5 separate regions of the Homo sapiens genome follow, and regions 2, 3, 4 and 5 are each linked to region 1. Evidence: chromatin contacts called from ENCODE Hi-C or POLR2A ChIA-PET data. All regions are on one chromosome and are shown on one strand. Each heading gives the region's core, a stretch centred on a gene start or an enhancer-like site at or near the end of the contact. The rest is flanking DNA. Distances are from core to core; before and after follow the strand shown. Region 1 holds the start of EIF3D (eukaryotic translation initiation factor 3 subunit D). Region 2 overlaps RAC2 (Rac family small GTPase 2). Region 3 holds the start of IL2RB (interleukin 2 receptor subunit beta). Region 4 has its middle 13 kb from the start of TMPRSS6. Region 5 overlaps TMPRSS6 (transmembrane serine protease 6).

Region 1 (2,693 bases), core at 101-2,600:
TTTTTTTTAATTAGCCAGGCAGCCGGACGCAGTGGCTCACGCCTGTAATCCTAGCACTTTGGGAGGCCGAGGTGGGTAGATCACCTGAGGTCAGGAGTTCGAGACCAGCCTGGTCAGCAAGGTGAAACCCCGTCTCTACTAAAAGGAAAATTAGCCGGGCATGTTGGTACACGCCTGCAATCCCAGCTACTCGGGAGACTGAAGCAGGAGAATCACCTGAACCTGGGATGCGGAGGTTGCAGTGAACTGAGATAGCGCCACTGCACTCCACTCCAGCCTGGAAGACAGAGCAAGACTCCGTCTAAAAAAAAAAATTAGCCAGGCATGGTGGCATGCACCTGTAGCCTCAGCTGCTCCGCACGCTGAGGCGAGAGGACCACTTTAGACCAGGAGTTAAAGACCAGCCCGGGCAACATAGTGAGACGCTGTCTCTACAAAATTTTTAAAAATCATTAGCTGGCCGGGTACGGTGACTCATGCCTGTAACCCTAGCCCCAGTGGGTGGACTGTTGAGCTCAGGAGTTTGAGACCAGCCTGAGCAACATAGCAAAACCCCATCTCTACCAAAAATACAAAAATTAGGCAGGCGTGGTTGTGCGTGCCTGTGTACACCAACGACTCGGGAGGCTGAACTGGGAGGATCGCTTGTACCTGAGAAGTCGAGGGTGCAATAAGCCGTGATCCTGCCACTACATTTCAGCCTGGGCGACAGAGCGAAACCCTGTCTCAAAAAATAAATAAAAATAAATAAAAACACTGTTCCAGAAATCCCTGTCCTACAATTAAGTTTGAGAACTGCGGAAGTATGGTTTGAACTCTGGCGGTTAGAACCCTAAACTAACAGTCTGATCTAGGCAGGTCACTTGGCACTTCTGAGCCTCAGTTTCCACAACTATAAAGGCGGAGGAGTAACAATAAGGACCGCCTAAGACACCGACGGACCTCCCCTGCGCTGAGTTTCACATTAAGCAGGCAGGTAGAACAGGCGGGGAGTCGCGGGTGACGGTGGGATACATGGGGGCTGAGGCGCGCCGCGAAGCATTGTGGGACACAGAAGGGCGCCAGTCGCTCCCCGCCTCGAGCTTCGATTGCGCGGCCGCCAAGTTTCAGTGATGAACGCCCTCTTTGGGCGTCCCCGGATACCGCCTGACGTAGTGCCAATCACACCTCTCGCGTCTCGGCGCCTCGGAGGCTAATGAGGACGCCTGGCGAAACGCAGTAACGGATTTCCGGGTGGACCTTCGCTTTACGGCTCGTGAGTTCTTCCGCCCAACCCAGAGGAAGCGGGAGAGCAGTTTACGACAGCGCCGGTCGTGTTTACGGCGGCGCCCGCTGCGCGCGCATGTTTCCTCTTTTCCTGGTTTCTCAAGAGTGCTGCTGCTAACGCGGTCCCCGGCACGCACCATCTGTTGCCATCCCGGCCGGCCGAGGCCATTGCAGGTGAGCGGCGTGTTTCATAGGTTCCTGCGGCCCTCCGGAGCCGGTTCGGACTAGGTCCAGCCTTCGGGGGGCCTCCCGGAAGAGACCTCTCTTAGTCCCTTCCTGCTGTTGCCGTCCCTCCGCTGGGCGGGGCAGGAATCCACTTTCGGGGGCCCCGCGTCCCGCACGCTACTGAACGCGGGACACGACCTTGTGGGTGAGGTCCTTGGCCCTCGGCCCTGCTCAGTGCCCATGAGCTGGGTGAATTTGATTGTCACTTAACTCACCTGGGTTAAGACGGAGGGGTAACAACAAAGTCTTTCTGAAGTGGCCGAAAACTCCCTGACTTTTTGAGTGAGGTCTTAGGGGTACCAGGCTGAGCGGTGTTTGGCCCCTGTTCTTAGGAATTCACAGTGCATAGGTTATCTTTCCTTTTTTGTGAAACTGGAGGCTAGGATAGAGAAGTAGATTTGATCTCTGATCTTAAATCTACCCCACCCCCTGTTCAGCGATGGACGGCTTATGATCTGTAGTGGCCTGCCAACCACAGAGCCCCTTCTGAGTGCCCTCTTGGAACCTCCCTATCCTGCCCCTGTGACTAGTACAGCTGTTACTTCGTTTTTGCTGAGCGGCTCAGTTTCTCCTCCTGGTTCCGCTCTGCTCTTAAAAAAAAAAACATTTATTAAAGCCAGGGTATCTCATCCCTGGCTTTCCAGGGAGGTGATGCAGGTCGAGCCTCGGGCCTCTTCCCTTCTTGAGCTTCTGACAGAACCCGATTTTTTAAAGTGTGTTTTGAGACTCGTTGTCTTGGTATTATGATGTACGGTCTCAAACCCCTGATCTTTGCGGGCTGCTGCCCAGCTGTAATATAATGGAAAGAAGGCTGGACTGACAGCAGGCAACCCTGGAAATCAAATCTGTTTTGAAATGATGAGGTCAGCTGCTTGAGTAGGCTGAGCTTCAAATTTTTGCCTCTAAAGTAGGGGTGGGGGGGTGGTCAATGGTGTTAAATTATCTGGTATAGGGCCTAACACGTAGGAGCTCAGCAATATTTATTTAATACAAATTGTTCTGAGACCACCACCCTTTTTCTTCTGTCCTCTTCCTATAGTTTCTATTAGAAAGATGAAACTTCTAGGTTCATCCTGTGTTGCTGTCACCCAAATGTCATCTCTGAAGGAAGCCTCAATCTCCCCAGCATGGGGCTTTGAGGAGAGTTTACTAAGTTCAGCATACCTGTTCTTTTGATTGCTCTCCAGCCTCCAAGAAACATT
Region 2 (2,693 bases), core at 1-2,500, 700 kb before region 1:
GGTGAGGTGGGGAGAGCAGCATTGGCAGTCCTGGTGGGAGTCAAACCTTGAGCAAAGACCTGGAGGTGGGAATGAGCTGTGAGCCAGGAAGGCGAGAGCTGTGGATTCTGCATGTCCCCAAATTCTCTTTCCCTGCTTATCTTCCTTCCAGGTTGCACCCCAGCGCTCCCACCTAGATGGGTCTGATCCTCCAGGATCCCCACCCAAAGCCTGATGGCACCCCGGCTGGCCATGCTGTCCCCTCCCTGTGGCGTTTCTTAGCAGATGGCTGCAGAGCTTCGTTGATGGTCTTTTCTGTACTGGAGGCCTCCTGAGGCCAGGAACGTGCAAATTTGCAGGTGCTGCATCCCAAGCCCCTCATGCTCCTGCCTTCCTGAGGGCCAGAGGGGAGCCCCAGGACCCATTAAGCCACCCCCGTGTTCCTGCCGTCAGTGCCAACTGCCGCATGTGGAAGCATCTACCCGTTCACTCCAGTCCCACCCCACGCCTGACTCCCCTCTGGAAACTGCAGGCCAGATGGTTGCTGCCACAACTTGTGTACCTTCAGGGATGGGGCTCTTACTCCCTCCTGAGGCCAGCTGCTCTAATATCGATGGTCCTGCTTGCCAGAGAGTTCCTCTACCCAGCAAAAATGAGTGTCTCAGAAGTGTGCTCCTCTGGCCTCAGTTCTCCTCTTTTGGAACAACATAAAACAAATTTAATTTTCTACGCCTCTGGGGATATCTGCTCAGCCAATGGAAAATCTGGGTTCAACCAGCCCCTGCCATTTCTTAAGACTTTCTGCTGCACTCACAGGATCCTGAGCTGCACTTACCTGTGAGAGTCTTCAAACTTTTAAACCTTGCCAGTCAGGACTTTTGCTATTGCAAATAGAAAACCCAACTCAACCTGCTTAAGCAGAAAATAAATTTATTGATTCAAGTTTGGAGATATCGTGATTTCAGGTGCAGCTTGATCAAGGTATTCAAATGATGTCATCGAGGCTTGTTTAGCTCTGGGCTCTGCCTTCTGCTGGCTGGTTCATTCTCAGGCAGGCGACTTAGGGCTTCATCCTCCCAAGTTCAAGTTCAGGGTTTCATCCTTCCAAGTTCAAGTTCAGGGCCTCATCCTTCCAAGTTCAAGTTCAGCCAAAAAGAGCAAATGTCTATCCCAGGCAAAGTTCTAACTAAGATTTACTGTGATTGGACCAGCTTAGGTCCTGGGCCCCCTTTTAACCAATCATATTTGTCAGAGTGGTGCAGTGCTGTGCTCTGACTGGCCAGGCATGGACCATATGCCATGCTGGAACAGAACTGCGGCAACCCCAGCGAAAGCGTGTGTACTGGGGGGGAGGGTGAGTTCCAAAGTGGGCTGAGAGCCTGGCGGGAATTTGGGAATTTGGGCGAGAAACCCTCAACCTCCACTACTGGAGGTCATGGGAAAGTGTTCATTTCAGCAGTGAAATGAAACAATGCTGGACCCCGAAGGTGATAAGCAAAGGGGAGTTTCTTTAAAAGAGAGGCGGGGTTGTTGTGAGGATTTAAGAAGTTCCGACATGGGCACAACAGTGCCTGCACAGTCAGTCCCACCTCAGGACTTGCTAAGTTCTGTGGAGGTGCCAGACCTCCCCCTCCTGCGGACAATTACTCTCCTCTATCTCAACTTCTCACTCATTCATCAAACACACATTTATTGAGCACCTCTTCTGTGCCTGGCACTGTTCTAGGTGCCAGGGATCCAGCAGTGCTCAGAAGTCCCTGCCCTCAGGAGGCTGACACTCTAGAGAGGCTAAGAGATCTAAGAGGCTGCCCCTGACAACCCAGAAGACCCCAATTTCCAGCCCATGAAATGCTTGAGTTTCCACATTGTGCTTTCCCAGAGCTCCCAGCCAACCCCACTATCCCCATTAGTCCCCATGTTCTGAGGCAGGACCCCCTCCAGCTCACTCACCTCCTGGGAGCCCCCCTTAAAAGGGATTAGGTGCAGAGGGGAAACCCCTTTGCTTTTCTTAGTTTCAGCTCAAAGTCATGATGTTTTCAAAGTTACTTCTCTTCTGAAACAGAAAGGAAATACTAAACCCCACCCATCCATGGCACCATACAGATGCAGGCGGCCAGGACCCCACTCCCTAGTATGTTCGATGTCTAAGATCCCTGAGGCACCCCCTGAGGTTGGCCAGAGTCTGAGGGAGCCTCTTTCTGATCCCTCCTCTTCACAGAGCCTTGGGATAAACTCCAGAGCCTCCGCAACAAACCATGGCCCTGAAGGTCTGGCCATCCTCTGCCTCCCACTCTTATTGCACTCGTGCCTCTACCATCAGACTGGACTGTCATTTCTTCCACTCCACATTCATGCTTCTTTCATTCCAGGCCTTTGAACATACTGGACCCCTTTCCTTTGCTCCTGGAACTTCCCTGCAGGGCAAAGGTGGGCCCGGATCTCCTTCCATGTGTGTTCAGCCCGTTAGGTCGACCCCAGTAGAGACAATCTTTGCTTCTATATGATAATAATGTCAGTAAATAACTTCCTTTACTCATTGTCTTGGCTCCCATGCACATATTATCTCATTTAATGTTCTAATAGCCTTCCAAGATAGGTACTCTTAGCCACGGTTTGCAGAAGAGGAGATGAGGATGCGGGAGGGCACAGGTTTGGCTCAAATTGACAAGGCAGATGCTGTCCTTTCCCACCCTCTCCCTCTGTTCCCATCCTCC
Region 3 (2,693 bases), core at 88-2,587, 620 kb before region 1:
AAAGGCAGGCAATAATGAATGCTGGTGAGGGTGGGGAGAAAAGGGAACTCTCGTACACTGTTGGTGGGAATGTAAATTAGTACAACCACTATAAAGAACAGTTTGAAGAGTCCTCAAAACACTAAAAATAGAACTACTATATGATCCAGCAATCCCACTGCTGAGTATATACCCAGAAGAAAGGAAATCAGTATATGGAAGAGACATCTGCATTCCCACATTTGTTGCAGCACTGTTCACAATACCCAGGATTTGGAAGCAACCTAAGTGCCCATCAACAGATGAATGAATAAAGAAAATGTGGTACATATATGCAATGGAGTACTATTCAGCCATGAAAAAGAATGAGATCCTGTCTTTGCAACCACATGTTTGAAACTGGAGGTCATTATGTTAAGTGAAACAGGCCAGGCACAAAAAGACAAAGCTCACATGTTCTCACTTATTTGTGGGAGCTAAAAATTAAAACAATTGAATTCATGGAAATGGGAAGGGCAGTGATGGAGATGGGAAGGGCAGTGGGGGTTGGAGGGGTGGGGATTGTTGTTGGGTACGAAAACAGAATTAGATCGAATGAATAAGATCTAGTATTTGATAGCATAACAGGGTGACTTTAGTCAACAATAATTTATTGTACATTTAAAAATAACTAAAAGAGTATACTTGGATTTTAACACAAAGAAAGGATAAATACTTGAGGTGATGGATACCCCATTTACCCTGATGTGATTATTATACATTGTATGCCTGTATCAAAATAGCTCATGTGCCTCATGAATATAGACACCTACCACATGCCCACAAAATTAAAAACTAAAAAAAACAGTCATCTCTGAATGCTAAACGGAGTAAGGGGCTTCCTGGAAGGCTGGGTGAAATGGGAGTCTCGGAAAGATGGTGTGTTGCAGGCTGGGAGGAGGGTGAGACGCTGGGGTCACCTAGAGGGACCTGCTTGTGTGAAGCCTACGTATTAGTGGGTATGTGTGTGACCGGATGGAGGCGTCAGAGGTGTTGGGTAGCCTGTGTGAGTTGGCGTGGGGGTGATGTAGGAGGGGAGAGAGGGAGGGCCTGCGTTCCCTTGGCTCCTGTGTGCAGCTAGGCCCCTATTTGACAATGTGTGTCTGTGTGTGTGTGTGTGTGTGTGTGTGTGTGTGTGTGTGTGTGTGCCGCCCCCAGCGTAGGAGGCAGATCTTTATCTGGCCCTGGGTGCTTGAGGAGTTTCAGGCTTTCTCATAAGCCTCGTCTCCCCGCCTCTCCACCCCAGGCCTTGCCCCTCTATCCTCTGCACAGGAAGTGGGCTGGCTCTGGGCTTTTAGTCTTTGCGGCCCCAGCAGCCAGAGCTCAGCAGGGCCCTGGAGAGATGGCCACGGTCCCAGCACCGGGGAGGACTGGAGAGCGCGCGCTGCCACCGCCCCATGTCTCAGCCAGGTGATGTCCCCCTGCCTCCCTCCCGGCCCCTGTGGACCAGCCAGAGGGCTGGGAGTGAAAGTCACAGAGAAGACTTTCAGCTCTGACTCAGTTCCCCCAGCAGTTTCTGCCTGAACTCCCATCCCCCAACTTTGTCTTAGAATTCCCCTAGGGAGGGGTTGGGCCCAGCTCTCATGGCTCCTGGCTGGAGGAAAAAGCGGTCCCCAGTCCCAGGTCAGCTCTCCTTCCCAACCCATTCAGGGGAGGCTAGGGACTGCTGTGGGATGAGGGGCTTCCCTGGGCTCTGTGTGCTGGGCCCCCAACCCGGAGAGGTGGAGAAGGGATGGGTGGATAGCCTGGGTGCCCGGAGAGGGTACGGGATATGGGGTGGGACAGGCGGGAGCCCCCTCCTGACCTCTGTGGAGTGGGGCCCATATACCGGGGGAGGCAGCCCTGTGTTGCGTGCTCATCAGGAGGCTTGTGGAGTAAGTGGGGACAGAAGGGTCCCCTTGGAGAGCCATCTATGAAGTGAAGTTGCTGCGAGGCCTCTGGGAGCCCCAGGCTGGAGGCAGAGCCCTGGGTTTGAGTCTGGGTTTGTCCCTCCCTTGGCTGCATGACTGGACAGGTCAGAAGCATCTCCGGACATTGGGGATGGGACCCTATCTTTGGGGCTGCCTGGAGCTCATGCTCTCTCCTCTCCTGGGGGCCGAAGCCTCCCACTCTTAACTGTGTTTGTAGCACCTCGGGGGAGGGAGGTGGAGTGAGGAGCTGAGCTATCCCCAAGGGTCCCCTTCCTTCCCCCACAGCCAGGGTCCCGCACCCAGCTGGAGAAGCCCCTGAAGTTAAATAGCAAGAGACAAGCACTGTGTATGGGAGCAGGGGGGTGGCAGGTGGAGGTGGCCAGAGAGGACGAGGGGACATAGGCCCCATTGAGTTCAGAGGTCAAGTTGGATGAACCATGGGCTCCCGAGCTCCTGCTTTACCACCCTGCCCCAGCCACCATATACCCCTGATGGCAGCAGGGGCCCCGAACTGCACCTGACCAGGTTCAAATCCCAGCTCTATGCCCTTCTCGCCTGGGTGAGAGGTTGACCCGTTTCTTAGTCTCCTCATTTGGCAAAAAGGAGGCATACTAGAGCCTCCTCATGGGGCTGTAGGGAGGGCTAAAAGCTGAACTACCCCCGAGCGCTCAGGGCAGGCAGTGTAGGCAGAGAGAGAGCAGGCACCAGTCCCTGTCCCCAGCAGCATCTCTCTGAAAATCAGATGGCTGGGGTCAGCCGCTCCGG
Region 4 (2,693 bases), core at 104-2,603, 590 kb before region 1:
TCAGTTGCCCCATCTGTGAATTGGGCAGGCAGATTGGATGATTTCTAAGTGCTCTCCTAGCCCTGACATTCTGTGGTTCCAGGTGCCACATGGAATATGGCTTAAGGCCTGGGCTACATGTATTTTACATCAAGAGTTCACGCTGGGGTTGGGGGGTGGGGATGAGAGTAGGGATTGCAACTGACTCATTTGCTTGGCACCTGCTGATCCCTGGGTTTGAAGTAGCCCTGCCCTGCCACCCAAGCTATCTACCCTCAGGTTCCTATGCATCCCTCAGAACCCCACTCAAGCATCTCTGCTTCTGGCAGGCCCTCTGATTTGCCCCCAAGTAGAGTAGATTACTTCCTCCTACTGTCCCCCTCCTGAGCTACCTCTGTTATAACCAACTGTTGTGCCGTGGGTCAGAGCCTGGGCTAGATTCTGGGGATCTAAGGGTGATACTAATAGCTTTGGAAGAACATCAGGTAGAGCCCCGTTAGCTCAAGACTTTAGTCAGAAAAGCCAGGCACAAGAAGACTCTGAAAGGACCTTCTAATTGGGGAAGGAGGGTGGAATGTTGGGTGGAGCTTTAGCAAGGGGGCTCAACTGGAACTCAGCTAGTTTTGGTTATAGTTGATTGAGGATGGTGCTTGGAAGAGAGAGGAATTGTTCTTGCAGATTAGCAGCCACTATTTGACAATTTGGGCTTTATCAACAGGCAGTGGGGGAGGGACAGCTTTGGGGTCAAGGATCTGTGAGAGCCACTGTGGAATGTTCTCGGTCCTTCAAAGTCTTCGAGAACTGCATGTATTGAGCACTTAGATGCGTCAGACTCTGTTATAAGCACATTGATCCTTCCACTCTCTGGAAGCATCCTTAACTCACTGGATCCTTAAGCAAATGCCATGAGGGAGGTACTATTCTTAGCCCATTTTATAGCTGAGCCTATGGCTCAGAGTGGCCAAGTGACTTACCCATGATCACACAGCTAGAATGTAGTGGAGCAAGTTGAACCCAGGCAATATTTAGCACCCACATGGCACAGCTTCTTACAGCTTCTAAAGGGTGTGCACCCCTGGTATCCCACACAAACACACAGTGACCTACCAAGATAGGAATGACAGAGGTTCTAAGTCTTGTTCCTCAGTAGAGGCCCAGAGGCCCTGAGGGGATGGCGGTGCCGTGTCCCGGGCCACACAGTGCGTTTGGTAGTGGGGGAGGGAGTGTTGATTAAATTTGAGCTCACCACCAGCACCTGTGACAGGCCTGGGACATCCCCTAGGCTGACTTGCTTAGAGACATTTTCCACCACCAGGGCTATGACACACTCGAGGCTCCCATCACAGAGCCTGGCAGAAAGTGAGGCAGGAAGCGCTGAGTGGTGAGAGACGCAGGTCGGGTAGTGGAGGGGGGAGTGCCCAGTCTACGATTCCAGGAAGCCAGGATGCAGACGGAGGGAGGAGCAGAGCTGGCAGACAATGTCTCATCTCCCATTCCTCTATTTACCTGGCCTCATGCTGGGCACTGGCCACAGAGAGGAGGCCGGCTACTGCTCTGTCCACAAAGAGTCTCCAACCTTGTCTGGGAGGGAGTGACTCTGGAGGACACATACAAGTAGACCAGCTGATCACAGCCCTCCTTCGGTGTGGAAGAAAATCAACCCGGTCCTGTGAGCACAAGCCTTGATCAGGAAATGGTGCCAGTGAACACTCTGGTGGAGTCTTCTAACCTGGGGAGGAATTGTGGAATGCCGTGCGGGGCTTTAGCAAGAGAGGCTGAGCCAGAGTTCAGGTAGTTTTGGATAGCTGCTTGAGGATGGTTCTTAGAAGAGGAAGGAATTGTTCATTCATTCATTTATTCATTCAACAGACATTTAGGAGGGCCTAGTACCTGCAAGTCACGGTGTTGGGGATCCAGCAGCGAGCAAAGCCCCCTTCATTCTACACTTTCAGCCTTTGTGGACACCTTGGGGCAGTGTGGCATAGTGGTTATAGCCTTAACTCTGGAGCCCCGCAGCCGGGTTAAGTACTGGCCCCCTCACTCTGGAGCCCCGCAGCCGGGTTAAGTACTGGCCCCCTCACTCTGGAGCCCCGCAGCCTGGGTTAAGTACTGGCCCTGCTGCCTATCAGCTGTGACTTTGGACAAATACCTAAGCTTCTCCGTGCCTCAGTTTTCTCATCTGTAAAAGGGGACAATACCAGGACTGTTGTGAGGATGAAAGAAATAATTGAATGTGGCAGGGTGCTGTGGCTTGCACCTGTAATCCAGCACTTAGGGAGGTCCAGGTGGGAGGATCCCTTGAGCCCAGGAGTCCAAGACCAGCCTGGCTAACATGGTGAGACCCTGTGTCTACAAAAAATATATACAGAAAATTAGCCGGGCATGGTGGTACATACGTGTAGTCCTAGCTACTAGGGAGGCCGAGGTGGGAAGATCCCTTGAGCATAGGAGATTGAGGCTGCAGTGAGCATTGATCGTGCCACTGCACTCCAGCCTGGGCAACAGAGTGAGGCCCTGTTACAAAAAAAGAAGTAAGTTAATGTAAAGTACTTAGGAGAGAAGAGCTAGCCGTGGGAGAGACAGACAGAGACAGGGCTGTGACCAGGGCAGCCAGGGGCCAGAGATGTGGAAGCTGCTGACTTGCTGGCTGGCCTTTTGGATACTCTGTTGCTGTGTTGGTGATGGCTGTTTGGGGCAGGGGATGAGCTGGACAC
Region 5 (2,693 bases), core at 96-2,595, 550 kb before region 1:
GCTCAGCACCTGTCTCCTCTGCTTCCTACCTGGGCGAGGACTTACATCTCCCAACCTCAGGTAACTCATCTGAAAAAAGGGCGTGAAAGAGACCCCCACCCTGGGAAGACTAAGTGAGACAACGCGTGGAGAACATTGCACACGCGGGCTTAGGTCAAGTGCAACAAACCTGCGTTCATCACCGGCTCTCACTCTGCTCTGGGCAGGCACAAGCTGAGGGGTTTATGGTGCTGGCTCTTTCAGCCTCAACAACCCAGCGAGGAAGCAGGTGCCTGTACTGCCTTCACAGACCAGTGAGACACCCAAGACACAGAGAGATGAAGTAATTTGCACAAAGTCACCCAGCTCTTTGAGCCAGAGTTAAGGCCAGGCAGCCTGATCTGGAGTGCACGTGGGTGCACAGATGCATGTCTGTGTGCGTGCGTACATCCATGCATGTCTGTGCACGTGTACGTGCATGTGTGTGTGGTCCACGTGTGCGATTCTTCCCTCTGAGCCTCTAGCGGCCCATGCCAGCTGGTGACTCCCTCAGCCAAGGCATCCCCAGCCAACCCACTGGCATCTGGGTGGGGGGATCGACAGTTTCTGTGGCTGTCCCACCAGTTCCAGAGCGGCCTGGGAAGTCCCAGCCCTTTCTTCTCAGACTTTCATTAAGGGTCCAGGGTCCCCAGGGGCAGACTCTTGTCCCCTCCCCGCAGACTCCTCCTGTGTGAATGAATGTGGAAGGGAAGGCAGAGGTGGCGCCTGCAAACCATCCGCACTGGGCCACTGTGCCCTCTAGTTATGATCATGGGCGATAGTGATCATCCCATGTAGATGCTGAGAAATTCTTAGAATGAGCATTTGTTGGAAATCTGCTTGTGTGGGTGGCAAAGACATGAGAGGTCTAGGGAAGAGCAGATTTTCAGACAAGGCACTTTAGGGAGGGGGAGGTACAGCCCTTTGGCCCAGAATGCCCATTGATGGAGAGGGCGGGTCAGGGGAGAGGGTATCTTAACCCTCAAGTGCCAGCGTAGTGATGAGGAAAGGCTGGCCTGGTGGGCCCCCCATGGACTAAGCATCCTTAGGCACTTCACCTGACTCCTCTGAGACTGTGGTGCCTCCTTCACCCCTGACCTGCCTGCTTTCTACCTAGCTTCTCCCGGTGCCCACTTGAGCCCAGCTGAGGCCTCAGGCCCTTGAGTGGCCTGGGGGTGGTAGAGGGACTTGGCCCGTGAGATCTGGCCATGGCTGCTCCATTTCGCAGAAGCCACTCTCACGGGCTGCCACCGAAGCACGGGCTTCCCCCTTTCCGGGAACCTGCCTCCTGCCAGCTTCCTCTCCTGTGACATCACTTCTCTTGTGATTCGCCCCACCATTTCCACTCACTCCCAGCCAGTGGGGACAGGCAGAACCATGGGTTCCCTAGGCCAGCTGGAGCCACCCCCGACCCGGCCTGGCCTGGCTATGGGGTGGCCCTTGTGTTCTCCGGAGCGCTAGTGGCCAGCACAGGCGGCAGCCACAGACACTTAGTAGGAACTTCAGTGTGGCTGACCTGAGCTGGGCTGGCCGTGCAGGAGAGTGCAAGCTGCTTCCTCCATGAGCTCACAGCCTGACGTCAGCAAGTGCTTCAAAGAAGTCATTTCCTATGCATGCCTTAAACCATGCCACAAGGGAGATACGATCACCCCTGTTTTACAAATGTGAAAACTAAAGCTTGCTGAGGGTGACCCAAGGTCACACAGCTTGTTCCTGGGGCAAAGCCAGGCTGCCAATTCAGCTCTGCAGCCCCAGGTCTAGAGCTCTGGCAATGCCAGGTGCTGCTCTCCTCCCCTCTTCAGCACTTGCCTTCTGTGACCCTCCTTCCCCTTTAATCTGTCTGTAGGTAAGGGCACGGGGGTGTGCATTCATCCACCCACGCACCCTTCTTTCCTTCTTCCTTCTTGTGTTCTCCCCACCCTTCCATCCATCCATCCATCCATCCATGCATCTATCCCTCCAGGCAGTACATCCTGACAGGGTCCCTGTCTACCTCCTGGATGAGGCAAGAAGGAAATATTCCCCATATCCAGAGAGGTGAGGAAGCAAGGCAGGCCACACGGTGCAAAAATGTGCCTTCAGACACTCAGTACTTTGTAGCCAAGATGAACTGGCAGGCATCGCAGCAGTCAGGCTTCTGGTGCTTCTTGGAGAGGGCTAGAGGGGAGCACTTGTTGGACGGGAGGCACTGGAGAGCCAGAGAATGTGCACCCTCCCCCAGAGAGTTCTGCAGCAGAAACAGAAAACTCAGATGGGCCAAGGGGCCAGGCCAGGGCTAGAGTCTATGATGGGGGGTAGGGTAGTCCAGTGGTGTTTTCGGGGCTTTTCTTTCTTTCTCTCTTTCTCTTTCTTTCTTTCTTTCTTTCTTTCTTTCTTTCTTTCTTTCTTTTTCTTTCTTTCTTTCTCTTTTTCTCCTTCTCCTTCTCCTTCTTCCTCTTCTTTCTCTTTCTTCTTTCTTCTTCCTTATTCTCCTTTTCCCTTCTTCTCCCTTCCTCTTCTCCTTCTTCTCCTTCTCTTCCTTCTCCTCCTCCTCTTTCTTCTTCTTCTCCTTCTCCTCTTCCTCCTCCTCCTTCTTCTTCTCCTCCTCCTTCTCCTCATTCTCTTTCTCCTTTCTTCCTCTTCATCTTTTCTTCTTCTTCTCCTCCGCCTCCTCCTTCCTCTTCCTCTTCCTCTTC

The links. A loop is a pair of places that touch in the nucleus more often than their neighbours do. ChIA-PET counts read pairs that join two places held with the same protein, here RNA polymerase II (POLR2A). Pooled maps may share reads with other maps.
Region 2: a pooled map shows a loop between it and region 1 (5-fold over the local background). The contact joins the enhancer-like site here to the promoter of EIF3D in region 1. A Hi-C loop is called at or near these places in 1 of 37 single-sample maps with no recorded cell type and 5 of 50 pooled maps. POLR2A ChIA-PET finds 5 or more read pairs at or near these places in 2 of 52 experiments (both activated CD4-positive, alpha-beta T cell).
Region 3: a pooled map shows a loop between it and region 1 (10-fold over the local background). The contact joins the promoter of IL2RB here to the promoter of EIF3D in region 1. A Hi-C loop is called at or near these places in 4 of 37 single-sample maps with no recorded cell type and 7 of 50 pooled maps. POLR2A ChIA-PET finds 5 or more read pairs at or near these places in 2 of 52 experiments (HEK293 and activated CD8-positive, alpha-beta memory T cell).
Region 4: a pooled map shows a loop between it and region 1 (13-fold over the local background). The contact joins the enhancer-like site here to the promoter of EIF3D in region 1. A Hi-C loop is called at or near these places in 1 of 37 single-sample maps with no recorded cell type and 9 of 50 pooled maps. POLR2A ChIA-PET finds 5 or more read pairs at or near these places in 3 of 52 experiments (T-cell, activated T-cell and activated naive CD4-positive, alpha-beta T cell).
Region 5: a pooled map shows a loop between it and region 1 (6-fold over the local background). The contact joins the enhancer-like site here to the promoter of EIF3D in region 1. A Hi-C loop is called at or near these places in 5 of 50 pooled maps. POLR2A ChIA-PET finds 5 or more read pairs at or near these places in 3 of 52 experiments (A673, activated B cell and activated CD4-positive, alpha-beta T cell).

The regions. Positions count from the first base shown.
Region 1 is chr22:36,527,823-36,530,515 of GRCh38, reverse strand. It overlaps EIF3D (eukaryotic translation initiation factor 3 subunit D), which reads left to right and starts at 1,350. Exons shown (of 15, transcript NM_003753.4): 1 at 1,350-1,440. RefSeq lists enhancers at 1,080-1,479, 1,790-1,839.
Region 2 is chr22:37,223,498-37,226,190 of GRCh38, reverse strand. It overlaps RAC2 (Rac family small GTPase 2), which reads left to right. Exons shown (of 7, transcript NM_002872.5): 7 at 152-921. Among named protein-coding and RNA genes, the nearest start is that of SSTR3, 12 kb to the right of the region's middle. Within about 2 kb of position 1,250, at least 5 of the 41 ENCODE cell types and tissues checked have a DNase peak (open chromatin) inside an H3K27ac peak, as active enhancers do.
Region 3 is chr22:37,148,560-37,151,252 of GRCh38, reverse strand. It overlaps IL2RB (interleukin 2 receptor subunit beta), which reads left to right and starts at 1,337. Exons shown (of 10, transcript NM_000878.5): 1 at 1,337-1,428. RefSeq lists enhancers at 967-1,078, 1,161-1,192, 1,275-1,297 and a promoter at 472-1,427.
Region 4 is chr22:37,120,996-37,123,688 of GRCh38, reverse strand. No RefSeq gene overlaps it. Among named protein-coding and RNA genes, the nearest start is that of TMPRSS6, 13 kb to the right of the region's middle. Within about 2 kb of position 1,353, at least 6 of the 41 ENCODE cell types and tissues checked have a DNase peak (open chromatin) inside an H3K27ac peak, as active enhancers do.
Region 5 is chr22:37,078,688-37,081,380 of GRCh38, reverse strand. All of the region lies in intron 10 of TMPRSS6 (transmembrane serine protease 6), which reads left to right. Among named protein-coding and RNA genes, the nearest start is that of KCTD17, 28 kb to the right of the region's middle. RefSeq lists an enhancer at 20-1,000. Within about 2 kb of position 1,345, at least 5 of the 41 ENCODE cell types and tissues checked have a DNase peak (open chromatin) inside an H3K27ac peak, as active enhancers do.